3 separate regions of the Homo sapiens genome follow, and all the other regions are linked to region 2. Evidence: chromatin loops called from intact Hi-C (ENCODE). Cell type or tissue: mammary epithelial cell. All regions are shown on one strand.

What was found. A loop is a pair of places that touch in the nucleus more often than their neighbours do. Peaks named below come from ENCODE experiments on the same cell type or tissue, not always from the same donor. Only the 100,000 strongest peaks of a DNase experiment are listed, where the experiment ranks them.
Region 1: it touches region 2 in a loop (19-fold over the local background); 7 of 110 quality-filtered maps call a loop at or near these places.
Region 3: it touches region 2 in a loop (13-fold over the local background); 6 of 110 quality-filtered maps call a loop at or near these places.

What each region holds. Positions count from the first base shown.
Region 1 is chr12:17,584,966-17,592,965 of GRCh38, forward strand. LINC02378 (long intergenic non-protein coding RNA 2378) reads right to left here and starts at 4,113. Exons shown (of 5, transcript NR_146522.1): 1 at 4,029-4,113; 2 at 1,266-1,320. It overlaps LOC124902888 (a long non-coding RNA gene), which reads left to right and starts at 4,224. Exons shown (of 2, transcript XR_007063231.1): 1 at 4,224-4,418. In mammary epithelial cell, a CTCF peak has its summit at 4,230 (motif pointing left); no DNase peak of the experiment used is centred here.
Region 2 is chr12:16,935,748-16,943,747 of GRCh38, forward strand. The region is part of intron 3 of LOC105369677 (a long non-coding RNA gene); the gene reads right to left. Among named protein-coding and RNA genes, the nearest start is that of LMO3, 330 kb to the left of the region's middle. In mammary epithelial cell, a CTCF peak has its summit at 4,277 (motif pointing right); a DNase peak (open chromatin) is centred at 4,274.
Region 3 is chr12:17,924,356-17,932,355 of GRCh38, forward strand. No RefSeq gene overlaps it. Among named protein-coding and RNA genes, the nearest start is that of RERGL, 160 kb to the right of the region's middle. In mammary epithelial cell, a CTCF peak has its summit at 4,793 (motif pointing left); a DNase peak (open chromatin) is centred at 4,836; H3K27ac peaks cover 774 bases.

The DNA of each region.
Region 1 (8,000 bases), 650 kb after region 2:
ATCTATTATTCAAAATTGGCAGAAAAAATTGTCCAACATCAGCTTGGCCAAAAAACTTAAGATTTTAGGCAACAAGGCAATTGATCTAGTTATTCTGATTTAAAAAAATTAACTATCTTAGTAAGCCTAGTCACAAAACGTTCTACTCAAAATTAAATATTTCCTAAGAACTATCTAAAATCTTTAAATGGTCAAGAAAGTTAATTTGTAATGCCTACACTTGATTTTCATCCCCAGTTTTGTTTTGTTTTGTTTTTTCTGATTCTATGGCAGAAATTATTTTTTTGGATCTCAGCTCTTCAGGCATATTAACCAGAAACAAGTAAAAAATAAAAACTATACAAGTAAGGCTTAAATTAATTCTGACAAGCTGTAAATGCTTTTTCTGAATAGATTTTGAGAAAACTGGATTAATTCTACTTAAAAGTAATGACTCTTCATTAATAAAGTTTTAGAATTATTTTTCTTTTATTGAGATGTTCTAAGAATTATTCATATGTAGAATGTTTCTGTATTATAAACATTTTATTAGATACCAATATTAGATATTATATATTATTATAATTGATTCTAGAAGTAGACAATTCTTTTGGATGAAAGAGAAAAACTAAATAATTTTACCAGTTTAAGGTAGAAACAAGATACAAAAAAGATGTGAACCGGGAACAAGAATAAACCTATTATCTAAACACAGGTATAATAATTTTATTTTAAGTGTCTGTCAATCAACTGATGACAAATGATTGGGATTTGATACTAGAATGCCTAATATATCACATACATTTTATCAATTATTTAAATCAAAAAAGGGTTTATCTCTAATATTGTTTGCCTTTCAATGAGTCATTTTTATTGTCATTCTAAATTCTCATGTTACCAAACGACTTCGAATATCTTTAAAAAGAGAGTCCTAAGCTTCAGTGAACTCTGGTAGCGTTTGTTACTGTCCTACAAGAATGAGCCCAGATTGGACGAAGACTTGCATAATTAATTCTCTAACATGGAAGCACCGTTTTGAGTCAACTTTGCATAAATATACCATTGATTTGCAGATTTACTAATTACACCTTCTTATTGTGAATATGTCTGAGGCCTTTTAAAAAAATTAAATTTTGTCCATTTGATACTATAATTTGATTATTTCATAATCAATATAAATAAGACTAAGAAAATAAAGTAATGGTTTCTGTGAAAGAGTAATTTGTTTAATGCCTGAACAGAGGAAAAGACCACAAAGCCAATGATATAAAAACAAAACAACTCACCAATTCATTTTATTGGCTATTAGTAGATGCGGTCATGTTAAGGTGGAGAATGAAACTAGAAGTGAAGAGAATATTATGGTGAACAACAAAGTAAATTGGAGATAAAAATGTAGAGAGATTTAAACATGATCAATAATATATATTCCTTAACTGTCCCCCAAACCAACTTTAACTTTCAGACTTTAAAGATCCCATTTTCTTCCTTCCCTTTTTTCTTTCCTTTTTTTTTCCCTCTTTTTCTTTTTTTTTTTTTTTTTTTTTTGAGCTCTGCTGCCCAGGCTGGAGTGCAGTGGCGCGATCTTGGCTCACTGTAAGCTCCACCTCCCGGGTTCACGCCATTCTCCTGCCTCAGCCTCCCGAGTAGCTGGGACTACAGGTGCCCGCCACCATGCCCGGCTAATTTTTGTATTTTTAATAGAGATTGGGTTTCACCGTGTTAGCCAGGATGGTCTTGATCTCCTGACCTCATGATCCACTCGCCTCGGCCTCCCAAAGTGCTGGTATTACAGGCGTGAGCCACCTCGCCCGGCCTCTTCCTTCCCTTTTTTCTACCATCAAAAATAATAAATTGTCTAAAAGATTTTCTTGGCAGCTAAATACGAATGAAATCCCTCATTTTTGTCTTTTTATTGTTCAGGTGACAATATACAAACTCATCAGTTGCAAGTAAGCTAATTAAATATTAATAATACATATTGATTATTAATGTATATCTCTGAAACTTTTTTCTTAATCTAGTTTAGTCTATTAAAAAAGAACCTTTTCTCTTTGTACTTATTTGTACCTTGGGATAGTTAAATACACTCCTACAGCCACGTTCCCTAATGTGCTTCTTTAATTTTCAAAAGATTCGGCTTCTTATATTCTTGGTAGAGAATATAGCTCAACCCACTATTTAATATATTTTATGATCTTTATGTGAAAGCTACTGCTAGTTAGCTTTAATTAGCTTTGCCAGCCACTTTACACTTCAATGTTGTATTTGTTTTATAATTATTGTGTTAATTTGTTTATTATTTAGTGTCTACCCATTATAGTATCAGGCATATGAGGTAAGAAGCTTTGTCCCAAAACTTACCACAGTGACCGACTTGTACTACGTGCTTAATAAACATTTGTTGAATAAATAAAATCATCAGTACACTGTGAACATAATAAAACCAACTCAACACATTTAGAAGTACAGTGATTAATTGATGTTAAAATATTGGCAGTATAGAATATCTTTATAATGGCTGACATGGGGGGGGTGTCATGTACAATGTGTGACATTTATATCCCTGCAAAACTGTTGATCAGAAACTCAACTCATATTAAAATCACAGAAGTGATTTCCAGACATTGAGTCCAATCCTGGGTAGCCTCAGCCTGGAGGCCTATCCTGCTGATCTTTTTATCTAACTTAACTCCTCTTGGAAAAGGGAGTACAAATAAAATATCAACAAAATGGTTAAGTGATACCTTTTTTTCTTTGTCAAAGTTAAGGGTTGAAAGGTATCAAAATTATCCTCTAACTGTATTTTTAAAATGGAGAACTGGGGCCATGAAATCCTCAGAATGTTATGTGGAAGAGCTGGGGGTTGAAGCTTTTTTGTGCAAATGCTGCTAGCACAATTAAACAATGTGTTTCTGCTTGAACATGGACGATAACGATGTTTTAGAAACAATGGGAAGTGAATAGTTTACATCTTTACTTCCATACAAAAACATATATCTTTGAAAATAATACCTACTAATGAGACATCAGAATGAAGATAAAATTAGTGACACAAAGCATTTTCACACATTTGAGAGAAAAACAGGAAGCAGAAAACACAAATCACATAACAAAATGCAGTACATTATTTTAATATAATGAAACATAATGAGATTCTGGAGTAAAATAATATTAAAAAGTACATACATTAGATATTTTATTTGAACTTTTGACATTAAGGAAATATGCACCTATATATGACTTAATATGCCCCCATGGTTCCTCTTTAATATAACACATAAAGTATGAACATTTTCCCACTGTCTACATACTTTTGCAAAATTAAGTCACATTAGAGTAGGTAAAGAATATAATTTCCCTCGATTTTAACTCCTAAGTTCCTGTGTTCTGGTATTTTGAAGATAATGTTATAATTAATATATTTCAATGTATAAAAGATTTTAAAATATTTATAAGTATGTAATATACTTAATACATAAAGCCTCTCTATTCAACATCTTCCCAAGTGATTCAGGAATAGCAACTTTATTTTGCAATTTTGAAAGTAGAATACTTTTAAAGTATTTAAACTATGTTTCATTATATACAATTTATATGCATGTGATCTCAAAATAATCTAAAATATCTAAAACCCTTGAGAGAGGCCTTCTCATTGTAAGCTTTAGAGAAACTGGCAGATGTCAGGGAAGATACATTGAGGCAGTGAGTTGCTTTCTATTACATTCGATTCAAAATAGAACAAAAAGTCACAGTTTTTTTGTTGTTGTTTTGTTTTCTACAAGACAAAAATCAAATAAAGAACTCCTCTCAGACTCAAAAACACATATTGGAGCTACAAACTAATACACATCGCAGCAAATTAATAATGGAACATGCCTACCAGCAGAAATTTGACATTTGCTACTTCATTCAGCAAACATTTGAGTCACTGAGGTTTCAGAAACACAATCCCAATTTAAAAGAACATATAATGATGAGAAAGACACACAGACATTTGATGGGGCAAACATTATTTACATATGGGTATCTGAAGAGAGGATTCTTACCATTCAGGCTTAACTTTAATCCTTTCTTCTCCCTTTCCATCCTCTACCCACTTCTTACACTTATTGAGACAAGAAGACAAATCGCTGAAGTCAGATACTGCAACAAAATGACAACGGGCATTAGAAGAAGAAAAACGCTCCCTCATCACAATGGAGCAAGAGTGTTGCATAGTGACTAGCTGGAGCCTCCTGGAGGACAAGGCATGTAGAGCAGGAAATAAGCACAATACGGGTAAAATGAGACAATGTCAGAATAGGACACCTTGGTTGAAAGAAAATGTATTTGTGGAAGAAAAAAGAACCTTCTGGGAGATTCTGAAGTCTAGTGGTTGGGTGACGAGGCTGAGGCAGGAGAATGGCTTGAACCTGGGAGGCAGAGCTTGCAGTGAGGTGAGATCGCGCCAATGCACTCCAGTGATTAAATATCTATTTTATTTAACAATGTACTTGTAGCACCTGATATATTTGAAAGAGCTTAAAGATTAAAATATTTTAATTTCTGTTTATTTTGGGCTGCATTGAAGATAACATTGTTCTAAGACTGGACTGGGTTACTGATTTTTAAGCAATAAACAAATGGCAAAATTACCAAAGTTACTTAGATAAGAAATACTGAGAGAAGGCCTGTTTTGGAAAGAAAGATGATGAATTCAGTCTAGATATATGAAGTTGAGATACATTTGAAATGCCAACAATGAGATAGAATACATACTGAATGTAAGGCCTGAAGCTCAGCCGAGAGTTCTAGAGAGATGGACCAACAACAGGTCAATAAACGAAACTTAGGGCCAAGAGAAGAATCCAGTATTTCCACCTCATGGCAGGAATTACATAGTCCTTACCAAATTGATATGTAACACAGAGAAAATTTAATTGGTTTCTAGACTGTGCTTATACTATAGTGATTCTTAATAATTATACCCAAACTTCTGTTAAAGCCTTGAAAAAACCTTTAGAAAATGAAGGAGAAATAACAAATTCCATAAGTAAAGAGACAAAAAAAAAAAAAAAAAAGGAAAGTGGCTAGGATCCATAGGATTCAACACAAAAATATATACTGAAAATTCAGAGGTAAAAGGAATGTAGTGAGATGTAACCATGGAAATTTAAGATTCTAGTTACCCTTAAAAATCTTTTGAGAGAAGGTGGACAATGAATTTCATGTAAGTTACAGGATTAAATACTGAAGCTGTTTTATTTTAAAATTAAAATTATGAACCAATAAAGATAGAGAATTGGGGACATTTTATTTACACATTTTAAAAGGAAAAAAAGGCAATCTAGATGTAAGGGAAACAGAGAAAGTCACAAAAAACTTGAAGCATATACCATGAGAAGGTCTCCAAAATAATCACATATGGTGAAAGCCTGGGTTTTAAGGTGAAAGCACAGTACTAGGGTGACAAAAATTTGCCAGTTAAGTAATTAAAAATATTATTTTACTAACAACAAATGTCACTTGCTACTCTTTAAGCTCCAAGAGATTTTGTCTGAAAGATCCTCGGTTCTTAGAAGCATGATTGGTTTAAGTAGCTGGCACTCATTAAATGCTTCTTGAATTAATATGGGTATATGGATGAAAACACACAAACACACACATACAGGAATATATAAAGAGAGAGAATTACACTCCTTTGTTCTTGCTATAGATTATAAAAGCTGCTGTTAGAAAGGCCCATACTGGAAAGAGGACAGGAGAAGAAGAAACCCTGTAGGAGTAGTGAAAACCATACAAGTAGCACATTGTCTTGAACCAGACAATCCTCTAAGGATTGTATTAGTAGTTAACAATTCACTGGCAGTTTTAAGATATTTGTGCACTGAAAGCTACAACTAAACTAGTAAGCACTGACAATGCTGTGAGGGTGATGGAATAAGACCCATCTTCTAAAATGGCTGGTGTCGATTTGGGAATTTAGCAGCTATGTTCAAGCAGAATTGATTTTTCTCTTATCGTGTCTGCCCTCTGCTGAAGACATAGGGTGCCAATGGAGAATTAATCATATATTCTGATATATAACATTGAAACTTTTAATTAAAATTCAAGTAGCTAAAAGTGGATACAGTAGACAGTTGGACAGACTATTTGGCAGAAGCTGTGTTCTAGAAAAAAAAAGATAGAGAAACAATTTCTCTACATGACTGCTTTGGAGCTCTCTTCTCTCAGCCATTCTTGGTGCGTAAAGTGAAACTTTACCCCAAATGCATACTATTTGGAAACAGAAAAAGCTTTTTTTGTTGAAGGATACAATGGAAAATGCATAAATCAACCTTCTCTATTTGGATGACTTTGGTAATTTGCATTCATCTGTTTAAAGAGAGTTGTCTTTGGAGACTTCTTATTTTTACATAAAAATTACACTCAGCATCTCCCAGCTTCTTTTGTTCACTAAAATTAGATTTGCTCACTTATGCAATTCACAGGACCTAATTTGTTCAGAGGGAAGTCACATGCTATTTACAGCATGTCCTTTCTCACTTACCTTCCTCAAAAAAAAATTAATAATATGGCAGCTCCCCTTCCGTGGCACAGTGCAAGTGCTGGTGATTCACGGGGTGCGCTCCTGTGGGCAAAAGGCCACCTCTCTATTACAAAACAGAAATGAAAAATTGGCAAAAAAAAAAAAAAAATAAGATTTGCAAGTATCATGGGATTTTGTGAGAGTAATTACACTGGCTTTCAATATTAATGAACTTTTGGAGGACCATCCATGAAGCAGTCCATTGAATCTTCAGCTTCAACCATTCTAGTCCTGTGTCTTTGCTGATAATGGAGTCCTAACTGTATACCAATGCTGAAAAACTCAAAGACTGCTCTCGTTATCATAACTGTAGTGCAGTATTCTATCCGCTGAATGTATAACCACACTCTAATTTGGAAAAGTATTAGCAGGGCATTTGCAGAGGGAAGTGTGTTTGCTATGCTATATGAGATTCTCATATATTGATATATATGAGAATATATCAAGAGATGATCAGAAATGAACAGTGTATGAACAGTAAATACATATTTTTAAGATGGTGTATATAATTCCTCTACTGTGCTTTATGAGCCTTTAAAACATATCACCTGCTAAAATAAAACAGGCTATTTTTATATATGCCTGTTTTTGTCGCTTGCATGGTGTGTAAACTTGAGAAAATTATAATAGATATTTCTAAGCTTCAGTTTTCTAACCATAGAAGAGGGATAATAGAATATGCTACAGAGCATTTGTGAGGGCACCAGTGACAAACCATCAGAGCCAGCTTCGTGGACATGGGAACTGCCTACACACACAGCACAGCACCCTGTGCTTAGAGGAGCCCTGCAGTTAGTTTAATGCTCTCCTGTTGCTCTATGGAAATTCTTAATAATGTTTGAATAGGGCCCCCCAATTTTCATTTTCCACGGGGCACATAAATTACATAGTTCTTTCTGCAGTTAATAAGTCGTCTGGCCCAGTGATTGCCATATGTTAAGTGTTCAATATTTATTAGTGTCGTATTTGCCCTCCTCCTAAATGTGCAGGGTCAAAGTCAATCAAAGGGTCTACTGCTTTATACTGGTTTCTCACACTCTTAGGCTCTGGAAATCAGTTTGTTTCATTTCCTCCTCTTGGCCGCCTTTTCCCACATTACGTTTGAGGTCACATTTCAGTACTGGCTGCACATTATCTAACAATTTACTAGGCCCACATGACCTCTTTCCTGGGCCTATAAAGAACCTCATTTAAAGCCTTTGGGAAATAATCACTTGATCACTTTTCACAGTGAGGAACTTGCCCTTAGGGCTAGATTGAAACAGAAAGTTAAGAAAACGGCTAATGGTGCATTGGGATGTAGTTTTAGTTTGGGTGTTCAGCTCAAATCTAGGTTTTTTTTTTTTTTTTTTTAATTGCTTTGGGTCTGGTGTCAGGTCTGGGCTTTGGAAAACCAAATCACAGAATATCTAGTTTATGTCCGTTCTAGCCCCTATGAACTATATTTCAT
Region 2 (8,000 bases):
TTCTAATTGTTAGAGAAAATGATTTCGTCTTTTCCCCATATTCAGTATGATGTTGCCCATGGGTCTGTCATAGTTGGCTCTTGTTATTTTGGGGTATGTTCCTTTGATGCCTAATTTGTTGAGGGTTTTTATCATGAAGAGATGTTGGATTTTATTGAATTATTTTCTTTTATCTTTTGAGATAATCATATGGCTTTTATTTTATTTATTTATTTATCTTTTTTTTTTTTTTTTTTTTTTTTGAGATGGAGTCTTGCTCTGTCACCAGGCTGGAGTGCAGTAGAGTGATCTTGGCTCACTGCAACCTCCACCTCCCAGGTTCAAGCGATTCTCCTGCCTCAGCTTCCTGAGTAGCTCGGATTTGCGTCACCATGCCCAGCTAAGTTTTTGTATTTTTTTGTAGAGATGGGGTTTCACCATGTTGGCCAGGGCGGTCTCAATCTCTTGACCTCGTGATCCACCCACCTCAGCCTCCCAAAATGCTGGGATTACAGGCGTGAGCCACCGTGTCTGTCTGGTTTTTATTTTTAATTCTGTTTGGGTGGTGACACATTTGTTGATTTGCATACGTTGAATCATCCTTGCATCCCTGGAATAAAATGCATTTGACCATGATGAATTATCTCTTTAATGTGCTGCTAAATTTTGTTTGTATTTTATTGAAAACTTTTGCATCTATGTCCATCAGAGATATTGGCTTGTAGTATTTTTTGTTGTTATGTTCTTATCAGGTTTTGGTATCAGGATGATACTGATTTCATAAAATGAGTATCTGTCCTCCTTGATTTTTTGGAATTGGTTCAGTAAGATTCGTAGTATGTATGGTAGATTTGACTGTGAATCCATCTGGTCTTAGATTTTTTGGTTGATAGGTTTTTTTATTGCTGATTTAATTTCATAAATCTTAATTCAGTCCATTTGGTATTTCAGTGTACTCCTGGTTCAATAAGGAGCAATTACATGTTTCCAAGAATGTGTCTATTTTCTCTAGGTTTTCTAGCTTGTGCTCATAGAGATGTTCACAGTAGTCTCTGAAGATCTTTTGTATTTCTGTGGTATCATTTGTCACATCACCTTTATCATTTCTGATTGTGCTTATTTGAATTCTCTCTCTCTCTTTTTTTTTTTTTTGAGACATGGTCTCACTTTGTCACCCAGGCTTGAGTGCAGTGGTGTGATCTCAGGTCATTGCAGCCTTGACCTCCTGAGTTTAAGCAATCCTCCTGTCTCACCTGCCCAAGTAGCTGAGGTTACAGGCATGCACTACTGGACCTGGCTATTTTTTTTTTTTTGTATTTTTTATAGAGATGGGGTTTCAACATGTTGCCCAGGCTGGGCTCGAACTCCTGAGCTCAAGTGATCTTCCTGCCTCAGTCTCCCAAAGTGCTAGGGTTACAGGAATGAGCCATCGCACCCAACCAGTCTCTTATTTTCTTGGTTCATCTAGCTAGCAGATCATCAGTTCTATTTATTCTTTCAAATAACCTGCTTTTTGTTTCATCAATCCTTTGCATGACGTTTTTGCCTCAATTTCATTTAGTTTAGCTCTGATCTTTGTTATCTCATTTCTTTTGCTAGCTTTTGGTTTGGTTTGTTCTTGTTTTCATAGTTCCTTAAAGTGCAACATCAAGTTGTTAATAAGAGGCCTTTCTGATTTTGATATAGGCATTTAGCACTGTAAGCTTTCCTCTTAACACTATTTGTGCTGTATCCCAGAAGTTTTGGTGTGCTGTGCCTCTACTTTCATTTATTTCAAAATTTGTTTTTGATTTCTGCGTTAATTTTGTTGTTTACCCAAAGTCATTCTGGGGCAGGTTGTTTAGTTTCCATGTATTTGTGTGGTTTTCAGAGCTCCTTTTTGGGTTTATTTCTAATTTTATTCCACTGCGGTCTGAGAAGATGCTTGATATGATTTTGATTTTGGAATTTATTGAGACTTTGTTAATGATCAAGCATATGGTCAATTTTGGAGAATGTTCCATGCATAGATGTAAAGAACATGTATTCTGCCATCATTGGGTGAAATGTGCTGTAGATGCCTAAGGTCCATTTGGTCAAAAGTCCAATTTGAACCCAAAGCTTCTTTGCTAGTTTTCTGCCTCAATCATCTGTCTAGTGTTGTCAGTAGGGTGTTGAAATCTCCCATTATTATTGTATAGCTGCCTGCCTCTTTCTGTAGGTCCAGTAGAAACTGTTTTATAAATGTGGGTGCTCTGGTGTTGAGTGTGTATGTATTTAAAATAGTTAAATCTTGTTGACTTGAAGTCTTTATCATAATATAATGCCCTTTTTGTCTTTTTTAAAACTGTTGTTCGTTTAATGTCTGTTTTATCTGATACAGTAATAGCAACCCCTGCTGTTTTTTGGTTTCCATTTGTGTGACATGTATTTCTCTGTCTCTTTAAGTATGTGAGTGTCATTACAGGTTAGGTGAGTCTCTTGAGAGCAACAGATGATTGGGTCATATATGTATATTATTATTATTATTATTATTATTATTATTTTTGAGATAGAGTCTCGCTCTGTCACCCAGGATTGAGTGCAGTGGCACGGTCTCAGCTCACCTCAACCTCCGCCTACCGGGTTCAAGCAATTCTCCTGCCTCAGCCTCCTGAGTAGCTGGGACTACAGATGCACTTCACCACGCCTGGCTAATTCTTATATTTTTAATAGAGATGGGGTTTCACCATGTTGGCCAGGCTGGTCTCGAACTCCTGATTGGGTCTTATATATTAAATCCAATTTGCCATAGTATATTCTTTAAATGAAGTATTCTGTCCATTTACATTCAAAGTTGATATTGACATGTGAGGTTTTGTTCCTGTCCTAGTGCTGTTAGCTAGTTGCTTTGTAGTTTCAATTGCATAATTGCTTTATAGAATCTGTTAACTTTTTACTTACATGTGCTTACATATGCTTTTTATGGTAACAGAAGTATTGTGCTTTCATTTCCTTTAGGTTTGTTTTTCTGGGAAAGATTTTATTTCTCCTTTATTTATGAAGCTTAGTTTTGCAGGATGCAAAATTCTCGTCTGGCAATTTTTTTTTAAAGAAGGCTAAAAATAGGCCCCCAATCTCTTCTGTCTTGAAAAAGTTTCTGCTGAGAAGTTTACTATTAGTCTGATGGGATTACCTTCCTCAGTGATTTGGTCTTTTTCCTTAGGTGCCTTTAGGATTTTTTTCTTTAGCATAGAACTTAGATAATCTGATAACTATATGCCTTGGTGATGCTAATTTTGTATAGTATCTTACAGGTGTTCTCCAAATTTCTTATATCTGAATGTCTACCTCTCTAGCAAGATTAGGGATATTTTCTAAATTATTTCCCCAAATATCTTTTCCACATTTCCTTCTTCTTTCTCAGAAATGCCAGTGAGTTATAAGTTTGATCCATTAGCATAATCTCAAATTTTTCAAAAGCTTTGTTCATTTAAAAAATTATTTGTCTTCATTTTTGTATGATGGGGTTAACTTTAAATTCTGGGCTACAGCCTTTGAAATTCTTTCCTCTGCTTGGTCTAGTCTGTTGTTAAAGCTTTCAACTGTGTTTGAAATTTCTTCAGTGAATTTTTTATTTTTAAAAGTTCTGTTTGGTCTATTTTTTAATATAGCTATCTCATCTTTCATCTCCTGCATTACTCTTCTGATTTCTTTGTGATGATTTTCAACTTTCTCTTGGTTCTCTTTGAGCTCCTTACAATCCATATTTTCAATTCTTTATGTGTCATTTCAAAGTTTTCATTTTGGTTATCATCCATTAATAGAGAACTAGTGTGGTTGTTTGTGCGTGTCACAACATTTTGTTTCTTCATGGTGCTGGAATTCTTGTGCTGGTCTCTTCTCACCTGTAGAAACCGTTACTTCTTATTTTTTAATTTATTTTTGTTTGAGTGGGATTCACTTCCCCAACCCTTGAGGATGTAACTATTGTGTATGCTGCAAAGGGTCTTTTGGCTTTGCTTCTAGGAATTCCTACAGACCCTTATCCTCCAGAAGGGTCTGTTGGAATTCCTTGGTTGTAGAGAGCTATAGTGTAGTGGCTTTCTTAAATGTTAATTGTTTGTGGCTGTAGTAGTGATGGGGTGCACTTGTGGTCAGGCTCACTGTCTTTTACAGGAAAAAGGTAGTGGAGGTCTCTGGAGGCTTGTGTCCTTTCCCAGCGTTTTCTCTGTCAGCAAAAATTATATTTGGTTGTGCAGTACATGCTACTGGACAGTAGGTGGCAATTGTGGGTGAGAGCTGGCTGAGTGCTGTACAAATACGTCAGAAGTTGTGACAGACTCTGCAGGTTAACGTCTCAGCCACAAGGTGGTGCTTGCAGGCAAGAGGCAATTGCAATATTGGCATTGGAATATTTACTTGGCCTTTGTTGATTACCGGAAGTACCTGGGTGTTCCTGGCAATGGGTAGGACCTGAGGATCCCAGGGTTACTGTTTCACACTCTGCCACCATGGTGACTGAATCGGGCCAAATTGGGTGGGGCTGGGTTGGACAAGCTCATGACTAGGCTCTCCAAGGCTGGTGAAAGCACTGATCTTGCTGGGAGTTTAGCGGCAGCTTTCAGGTGACTGGAACAACCCTCCTAGGAGAGGCAAAGTTGCTATTCCTTTGCCACATATCTAACTTAGTGGAGGAGTGGCAACCTGGGGATTTTTAACCTAAATGGTGACCACGAAGTGTGATAAGCTCAGTTCCTGTACCCAGGGGTCTCTCTCCAAGCCTCTGGCCCCAGCAACAGGCCCAACCAGCTAGATTTGTCCCAAACTGTCTACACCCAGATCACTAAGCCACTTCAGGCATTCTGGACTATGGGACTCCCTGGGGGAGAAACAAGGACTATCAAGCCACATCGTCCCCAGTCTGATCTCACTAATGGAAGGGCGCCCAGCTCCCATACCACCACACAAACCCATGTCACACTATTCTCTGTGTCCTAACAGTGGGAACTCCTTCTTTGCTGAAGATTAGGCCATAAATCTCATCTCTATACCCCTGGATGGTGTGCTCCAGTCCTAAGGAACTGGGACTGGGCCAGCGATTTTGTCCTCTTGTCCATTGGGGTCAAGCACCAGCTTTGATAGGGGGAAGCTGCTCCCAGGCCACTCAGATGGGACAATGAAGGGAATTCGGTGCCCCCACTCCCCTGGGAACAGCCAGGCAGGCAGCCTTGGTAGGGGTTGGCAGGGAAAGGTGTGCCTGGTTCATATGCACCTTGGTCCCATGGCAATGGCTATAGGTCCTTTCTGGGGCATCTGAGCATGCCTGGACCCACTCTTTTCTGGCAAGGAAAACAGCATGAGCTGCAACCACTCATTGCAGGATGTAGGGCCTTGGGGGATGAGTGCCCAGAGTCATCTTTTGTTGCAGCTGCCTCTCACAGCCAAGCCTTCTAGGCTCCACCAAGTTCAAGCAGTACCTCTGTGTGTTCTCCAGGCAGCTCCTCTTGCCAGTCCAGAGGTCTGCAGGGTTCATGGGAACTCCTGTAGCTATGATCTCAGAGGTCCACGGTGGAAATGTAGTTCCCTGGATTTCTTCATTTATCTGTACCCTGGGTCCAGTCCTGGTCTGGGGGCCAGTCTGGCACCTGAAGACTCCAAACAGGCTGCCCTTCTTCCTCCCTTTTCAACCACAATTTCTTTTTTTTTTTTTTAAATACTTTAAGTTCTAGGGTACATGTGCACAACTTGCAGTTTTGTTACATATGTATACATGTGCCATGTTGGTGTGCTGCACCCATTAACTCGTCATTTACATTAGGTATATCTCCAGTGTCTTTCATTACCTATCAGATTTCAATGCTTTTGCTCAAAAGATCTGTTCAAAGTGTGAGGTATACTTGATATTTTGGTTGCTCTCTCTGGAAGAGATGTATTGTGGCTACGTCTAGTCAGTCATTTCAATCAAGATATTTTACGAGCCCTATTAGTGCAGCCAGCAGCGCGTCAGTCTCATAATCTGAATCAAGATATTTTATTTCCTTCTTATAGTTTTACTTTTTTCTTCTTTTCTCTTATTTTTCTGATGAGGATTTCCACTAAAATATTTTCTAGAAGTGGGAATAATGGATATTATTGTGCTGTATTTAAGATCTTAGGGAAAAATAATTAGTTATTCACCTGTACATGTGATGAAAGTTATAGAGTTGTGCTTTATGTAGTTGGATAAGAAATGTTTTCTTTTTCAAAAATATGTGTGTTGAATTTTGATAATTGCCATTTACAAATCTATTCTGAATCTATTGTGATGCTTATATATTTTTATATTTTAGTCTCTTACTAGAGTGAATTACAATGATTGATTTATGAATGTTAAACCACCTTGTATTCCCAGGACAAATTCAACCTGGTTATGATGTGTTACCTTTTTATGTGGCTAACTTCAATAAGCTAAATTTGAGATATTATTTTTGAATCCATGTTTAGAGATATTTGTAATTTATTTGTAATTTTGTTGCAATAACCATTCTAAGCATCTTATTAATACTCCATCATACAAGGAGTAGAGATGTGTACCCTCTTGTTTTATTTTCCAGAAGAGCTTGTCTAGACTTGTATTTTTTTAAGTGTTTGCTAGAATTTACCACTACAATCTTATGGGCTTAGAGTTTCTTTGTGAAAAGTTTTGCTGCAAATGTAATTACTTTTAAATATAGGAATATTTAGTTTTTTTTGTTGCTCTTTAATGAGTGAGCTTTGGTGGTTTGCTTGATTTGAGTAAATCGCTCATAATATTCTCTCACCATTTAAATATTGTGGGTTCTGCACTGTTGTTTTATTTTAAAATTCTGATTGGTCATCTGTGTCTTCCCTTTATTTCTTCTCAACAGTTTAGCTGTTTCTTCATGGTAGATATTGATGGTTTGTGCAGAAAGTACTCCTGATAAGTGTGGACATTCTGGCATCAGCAAGTTTGAACAGCATGTATATGGAGGGGGCCATCCTACTTGATATTTAGCAATTTTATTGAACTTTAAAAAGAGCAATTTTGAGCTTCCTGGGCTTATTTTTCTGTTTTCTATTTGATTTATTCTCACTGTTTTAATTGTTTTTTTATTTAATTATTCTTTTTCTCTAGTCTTTTTTTTTTTTTTTTTTAATTGAGATGGAGTCTTGCTCTGTCACCCAGGCTGGAGTGCAGTAGCACAATCTCAGCTCATTACAACTTCTGCCTCCCGGGTTCAAGCAATTCTCTGCCTCAGCCTGCTGAGTAGCTGGGATTACAGGTACCCGCCACCACACCTTGCTAATTTTTGTATTTTTAGTAGAAATGGGGTTTCACCATCTTGGCCAGGCTGATCTTGAACTCTTGACCTTGTGATCCACCTGCCTCCGCCTCCCAAAGTGTTGGGATTACAGGCGTGAGCCACCGCACCCAGCCTTTTTCTCTAGTCTTTAAAAGTCAAATCATACACCAATAATTTGAGAACTTTCTTGCTTTGTCTGCTATAAAGTACCCTTTCGAACTGCTCTACCTTCATCTCACAATAATTAGTATGTTATGCACTCATTTATATTCAATTGTATTGTCTCATTTCCCTTGTGGTTTTGTTATTGACCTGTGGATTATTTAGAAATACATTGTTTAATTTCTAAATATTTGATTTTCAGACATTGTTTGCTATTGATTCTAGTTTAATTTTACTGGGGTCAGCTAATATATTTTGCATAGTTTTTTTTTTTCTTTTAAATTTGTGGGTACTTTTATTGCTTAGACTAGGTGTATGTTGCATTTGCACTTGAATGTAATCCATACCTGCTGCTAATTGCTGTAGTGTTCCATAAATATCAATTTATTTGGTCAAGAATATTGTGTTATTGGATTCTATTGTACCTTACTGATTTTCTAATTGCTCTTTGAATTGCTCAGAAAGTAGTATTGAAACTTGAATTTTAAAAATTAGCGTTATTGAAGTATAACTGACAAATTGTATGGTTTTAAGGGGAATATGATAATTTAATATATGCATATATTTTGTGAAATGATTACCACTATGAAGTTA
Region 3 (8,000 bases), 990 kb after region 2:
AGAAGAAAAAAAACAAATCAGAGAAAAATAAATGAGATCAGTATTAGAAAAACAATACAAAGGATTAATGAAATAAAAAGTTGGTACTTCAAAAAGATAAATGAAGTTGATAAACCACCAGTGAGACTACCAAAGGAAAGAATAGAGAAGATCCAAACAAACAGAAATGGAAAAGGAAACAATAAAACTGATACTACAGACAGAAAAAAAAATCATAGACTATTCTGAGCCACTATACTTTCACAAGCAATTACACTTTCACAAACTAGAAAAGCTAGAGGAAATGGATAAATTCCTGGATACATACAATCTCCCAGAGATTTAACCAGGAAGAAATATAAATATTGAACAGATCAATAAGGAGTAGCAAGATTGAAGCAGTAATGAAAAAAATCCAAATTAAAAAAAATGCCTGGGACCAGATGAATTCTCACCTAAACTGTAGCAAACATACAAAGAAGAGTTAATTTCAGTCCTTCTGAAAATATTTCAAAAAATTGAGGAGGAACAAATTCCCCTTAACTCATTCTACAAGACCAATATCACCCCGATACCAAAACTAGACAAAGACACCATAACAACAAATAAAACTGCACACCAATATTCATAATAAACATAGATGCAATAAATCATTAACACAATGTCAGCAAATTGACTGCAACAGGACATCAAAATGATAATACACCATCATCAGATAGGATTTATCCCAGGAATGCCAGTATGGTTCAACATATGCAAATCAGTAAATATGATATATGACATAAATAGAATTAAGGACAAAAATCATCTTCTCAATAGATGCAGAAAAAGCATTCAATAAAACTCAGCATCTCTTAACAATAAAAAATCTTCAACAAACTAGGCATAGAAGAAACATACTTCAATAAAATAAAGGCAATATATGACAAACCCACAGCCAGCAGCATGTTTAATGGGGGAAAGCTGAAAGCATTTTCTGTAAGAACCAGAACAAGACAAGTATGCCCATTTTCACTACTTCTATTCAACATAGCACTTGAAGCCCTTGCCAGAGCAATCAGGCAACAGAAAGAGATAAAAAACATTCAAATTGGAAAAGAGGAAGTCAAAATAAACCTGTTCGCTAGGGATATAATCTTTCATCTAGAAAACCTTAAAGAATCCAATAAAAAACTCTTAGAATTAATAAATAAATTCACTAAAAATTCAAGATATAAAATTAATGTACAGAAATCAGTGTTTCTATACACCAAGAGTGATCTAGCCTGGGACTCTATCGAAAAAGCAATTCTATTTACAATAGCTATAAAAAAATTAATATGCCTAGGAATATATTTAACTGAAGAGGTAAAAACCTCCATAAGGAAAACTACAAAACACTGATGAAAGAAATTATAGATGACACAAGCGAATGGAAAAACATTCCATGTTCATGAATTGGATACTGCCCAAAGAAATCTACAGATACAATGCAATTTCTATCAAATTACCAAGATCACTTTTCACAGAATTTGAAAAAAAAAAATATAAAATTCATGTGGAATCAGAAAAGAGCCCAGATAGCCCAAGAAATCCTAAGCAAAACAAAAAGAACAAAACTGGAGGATCACATTATATTGCAAGGCTATAGTAATCAAAACAGCATGGAACTTGTATAAGTGTAGACAGTAGTATCAGTGAAATAGAATAGAGAGCCGTATGCAAAAGAATGAAATTGGACCCATACCTCTCATCACATACAAAAAGTAACTTATGTTGGATTAAAGACCTAAACATAGACTTGAAACTAAAAACATCATAGAAGAAAACCTAGAAAAAAACTCTTCAGGACATTGGCCTAGGAAAATTATTTATGACCAAATTCTAAACCAAACACAACAAAACCAAAAATAGACAAATAGAGATTATTGAAATGAAAAAGCTTGTGCACAGCAAAAGAAGCATTCAATAGAGTAAACTGATAACTTACAAAATGGAAAAAATATTTGCAAATTATGCCTCCAACAAAAGACTAATATCCAGAATCTACAAGGAACTCAACAAGGGAAGAAAGCAGGTAACCCCATTAAAAAGTGGGCTAAGGACATGATCAGGTATTTTTAAAAGACATAAAAGCAGCCAACTAACATTAAAAAAATCACTAATCATCAGAGAAATGCAAATTAAAACCACAACGAAATATCATCTTAGATATTTAAAATGGCTATTAATAAAAAGTTAAAAAATAACAGGTGTTGGCAAGGATGCAGAGAAAAGAGAATGCTTACACACTGTTGATGGGAATGTAAATTAGTAAAACCTTTCTGGAAAACAGTATGGATATTTCTCAAAGAAGTAAAGATAGAACTACCAGTTCATCCAGCAGTCTCACTACTGGGTATATACCCAAAGGGAATAAAAACAAATGACAACAACAAAAATTACATCACAAAGACATTGCACTTGTAATTTTATCACAGCATTATTCACGATAGCAAAGATATGGAATCAACCTAAATGGTCATCAGTAGATGATTGGATAAAAATATGCATTACACACACACACACACACACACACACACACCACAGACTACTACTAAGCCATGAAAAGAATGAAATCATGTCTTTTGCAGCAACATAGGTGGAACTGGAGGCCATCATCTTAAGTGAAATAACTCATAAACGGGAAGTCAAATACTGCATGTTTTACTTATAAGTGGTAACTCAGTAATGAGTACACATAAACATACAGAGTAGAATAATAGACATTGAACACTCCAAAAGATGAGAGGGTGGGAGGTAGGTGAGGTTTGAAAAATTATGTTATGTACAATGTTCAACTATTAAAGGCTTCACCACAAATACAGTATACACATGTAAAAAATTTACACTTCTAACTCCTAAGTAGATTGCTAGTAAAAAAAAAAAAAAAAAAAAAAAAAAAAAACCATTTGGGGCTGTGGATATTTTCATGGTCTTTACTGTGGTTATGGTTGATTCCATTGTGTACATACACGAAAATTTATCAGATTGTGCACTTTGAGTATGCACAGCTTATTGTATGTTAATTATACCTCTGTAAGAAATTAAAGTAAAATGTTAAAAGAAAGCATATACAAGCAACAGTTCGACCTTTAGATACATTCTGATGACACATATTAGAATAACTACCTTACCATAATAGAAGAAGAAAATGGTGATTTAATCTATAGAGAATTTTAAATGAAATTTGAACTCAAAATTGTCAGGTATATCTGAGATTAGAGAGTAGAAAAATGAATTTCTACTTTGAAAGAGTTCAAAGAGACAAGTAAGATTATTAACAAAAGCAGACATACATTGAGTTTCAACACCATAAAATTTCAAAATAACATGAATTACAAAAAATAAAATTTTTAAATTTCCAGAAAATAAAACATGTTATCTAAAAAGTATTTAAAAGATGAGTATTAATTTTATCAATAGAAGCACTAATTTCCTAAAGACAATAGAGAAATACCTCAAAATCTGAGAGAGAAATGTATTAATCAATTTTAGGTTAAAATAAAGGCAGCGTGAGATAATCATGTCAGTTTACTTTACATGGACTTTTCATAAGAAACTGGAAAACTGAGCAAGCAAGACAGGGAAAATGAGTATCCAAACCAAAAAATCAACACTGGATAAAGGTAAATAATGACAGAAAGAAAACATTTTAGGAAGAAAGGCATGTAGTATTCCTCAGCACCAAGGAAGAATAGAGGATTCCAGGAATAATGCTTCCTAGAAAAACTAGTTGATTAACCAGAGTATGTATTTAAATGTGTTGAGAAATTAATACTTCAGTAGAGATTGGAGATAGATTATAAATTACCTATTGTAACAAATACTCAGTATTAAGAAAACACTATAGACTATAATCTCCTAGAAAACACAAAACTGTACAGAAATCAGGAGTAATCAAAGTACACTGTATATATAGTTCAACTGTGAATAGTGTTCACACAATCATAATAAAAACACTAATTATTAATTTAAATAAAAAGTATGGCACAACTCTCTTGTGTATGAAGTAGAGTAAATAGAAAACTCTTCTGCATTAGAAAGTCAATAGATACATCTAACACTAGCAAATCAAGAAATAATAGAATAATCATGTTTTTTTGACATATAGCATAATACGATACAGAAAGAAAACTTTTCTTAATGATGTCATCTCAGGAGTGAAGATTTGGAATTCTCTAAGTGTGAGGGAATTTTTTTCTTAATTTTTCCCTATTATAAGCCATGTAGAATTATTTCACTTTGAAAACAATGACTATACAGATGTGATAAAGCATAACAATTAAAATTAATAAAACAGGAAAAGTCTGGCTTTGAATAATATACTGACAGCAATGAATAGTATTATGGTTTAGTCATAATGATACCGAGTTTATAGTTTTGAAATAACAATTTTGAGGTTTATTCTGGTATGACAAAATTACTAAATTTGTAAAATGAGAATATAATACTTGACTCATTAGACCAGCCTCATAAGGTGACTGATTTCTTCAAAGACTCATTCTCTCTCTCCTTAATCTGTAACTTCTTTACAAGGAGTATCTAAACTGAATTCTCAGAACACAAAAAGAGACTATAAATCTCTTTGCTACTATACAACTGTCAGATTTCACTAAATCCAATTATCATTGGGTACCACCCTAAGTTAATTTGCCACTGATTTGTATCACTGCATGTTTAGATCTGTTTTACTTGCTCTTATGACAGATGTATTTCCGCCATTTTAGCAGTGGAATTAAACGGTGAAAGCCTATTGATTATTGAGGAATGATAACTCAGCTACACAGCAGCACCATCTTTTGGCCTTTGAAGGAAAATGATCCAAACTTATGAATCATGAGGTCTGTATTTCTGGCATGCGATGTATGCTTACTTTGTGAATCACCTTTGCAATGCAATTAAAGTAAGGAAATGGCTTCAAAAGGACTGGAATCAACATTTCACATGAGATCAGATATCCACAAAAACAAATCAACTGAAAAAGATCTATATTTTATTCATTCAACAAAAATTAAAGTATTATTTTAGAAAGTGTTTACCTTTAGAATTGGAATTCCTTTCTTTTTAACTTATGAATTGCTTGTACATTTATTTTGTATGGTTATTTAGTATTATCATTTAAGTTTATTCAACATTTCTGACTTATGAAAGGACTTTCTGTAATTTATTTATTTTTTGGAAAGCTGACTCCAAAGTATGCTTTTTTTCCATTTATCTTTAGAGTAGTAGTAATATATTTATTACTAAACATAATCAAATAGTTATGATTCTAATATATTTATCAAATGTTTTTACCTTTTCAGATACTATTATCAAGTGCTGTCTGCAGACAATTTGCAAGAAGTGCAAATTTTATGAAAACTAGATTTTGTTAGGTTGGTGTGATGAATAAGACAAATACTTTGTTTTAGAATATCATTTACTTTATTGCTACAGATGTATTTGCAGAAATTATATATAAAAAATAAACAGAATGCAGCATCAGAACATGTGGTTTAACTCTGACCCTAACAATGAGTAGCTCTTTATACTACAGCAGTAATTCAATCTTTATTTCATACATATGGAAATATTTGCTAAAATTAATCTAAAAGATTGCCTTATCTAACTCATATAGATGCTTCCAGGTATATATATATTTACTTTAATAGAGTTTATTTAGGGCAGTCTTAGGTTCACAGCAAAAATGAGCTGAAGACACAAAAATTTCTCATGTGCTTCTTATCCCACACATGAATAGCCTCTCCCATTGTCAACATTCCCTATCAGCACCGAACATTTGTTACAACTGATAAACCTACATTGACACATATGCATTCACCCCAAGCCTGTAATTTACATTTATCAGGGTTCACTCTTGGTGTTTTACATTCTATAGGCTTGGACAAATGTATGATATATATTCACCATTAGGGTATCATACAGAATATTTTCATTGTCTTAAAAACTCTGTGCCTGAGTTTTTATAAATTGTTAATTTTTGAATTGTGTTTTCTTTAGTTTTTACCAAATAAAACACTATAGTATTTTCATATTTTATCATTACCTTTTTCCCACTATGATATCTTATTTTTTCATAATTCTGTGGTACCAACATATAGAAAGCTTTTTAAAAATGTGTATTTCCACAGTCCTAAAAAAAATTTTTCTCCAAAAAAGCTTTCTCATTAAAGTCAATCTTAGAGTATAAACAAAATATTTATTTATCATTCCTCTACACCACGCTGAAGCCCAGAGTGTCATTTAGGTCACTGAGTTGAATAATATTCAGAAATATAAATATGAAATAATTAAGTGTATTTTTCAACATAGTTAGATTTAAATCTAGATCTGTCCTGCCTAGTATCATAGCCACTAATACTTGAGAGGCTGAGGCAGAAAAATCGCTTGAACCCTGGAGGCGGAGGTTGCAGTGAGCCGAGATTGCACCATTGCACTCCAGCCTGGGTGACAAGAGCGAAACTCTGTCTCAAAATAAATAAATAAATAAATGAAATTTAAAATTCAGTGATTCAGTCAATCTAGCCACATTTCAAGAGTGCAGTAGCTACAAGTGGCTAATAGCTTGGGTACTGCAGATATGACCATTTCTGAAGTACTAGCCTTCCGTGAAGACAATCATGGAAGAACTATTGGACAGTACAGATTATCATACACAAATTGAAATATTATTATCTAAAAAGTTAATAGAAATCAAATGATATACCAAAATGTCAACAGCAAGTTAAAGTAAATAAGACCTATAAGGCTTTAAAAAGTTATTTTTTTAAATATTGGTAAGCACACATTAAACGTTTTGAAATTAGTGCTTTTAGCAATTGAAGAATTGAAGGCACAAATTCTATGTTACTTTTCCCGATCACAGCTTCTGCTTTAAAAAAAAAAGAAAATCGATATGTCTGATAAAAATACACATTACATTTTGTTAATGACAAATGCTTGGTTTAAAACTTCGTGGTTCAAGTTAGTTAAAAGAATTTCAAGTCAAATATACAGTCTCCCAGATAAATTTTCTTTTTTTTTTTTTTTGGATCTCAAAAAGAAAATATATATCTTTATATTTATTTTTACAAAACATCTCACTTACACCTTAGTCATAGGGTGTGAAAAACAAAGAAATAGTGAAACACTAGTAATTATATTGACTAGAGAGAAGGAAATCTAAGAATCTTGTTGATTCAATGTGTTTTCTTTTTTAATTTGATAATAATTCTTTTCAATGCGCTACATACTATTGCATGCACTTTACATGCATGAATTATTTTAATCCTCACATCTGATTTAGGAAATAATTATTTTCATTTGTAAATGAAGAAATTGTGGCAACAAGAGTTTAAATGAACACCCCAAGTTCAGACACCTTGTTTATAGATGAGCCAATTTTTGAATATATGCAGTTTGAAGTTTGAATCTCGATCCCACAGTCTATGATTAAACTCTTAAGAAAACCAATTCAACTTGTAGAATTTAAAAGGTCACATATGCATGACAGGTATTAAACCATAAACTTATTTTAGCCACTTATGTGATGAAGAGGGAGTGCCAGCTCAGAAATAATCAGTATGGTTGGGAAAGTTTGATGCCTATAACAGGCTAAAAATTTATCCCCAAGATATCCACATCCCAATTCCTAGCATCTCTGAATGTTACTTTTTATGGTAAAAGAGACTTTGTAAATGTGATAAAGTTACAAATGATGAAATGGAGAAATTATTCTACATTACTTAGGTAGGCCCCAAATGCCATCACAAATGTCTTTAGATAAAGGGAGGCAGAGAGAGAATTCACACAAAGGAAGAAAGTGCAATGTGACCATAGATACAGAGATTGAAGTAATACAGCCAAAAGCCAATGAATGATGGCAGCCACCAGAAGCCACCAGATAAGAGGAGGCAGGAAATGGATTCCCCCAAGAACCTCTGGAGAGAGTGTGGCCCTGCTGAGACCTTGAGTGTAAGCTAGTGAAATTCATTTTGTACTTCTGACTCTCCTGCCTTGCT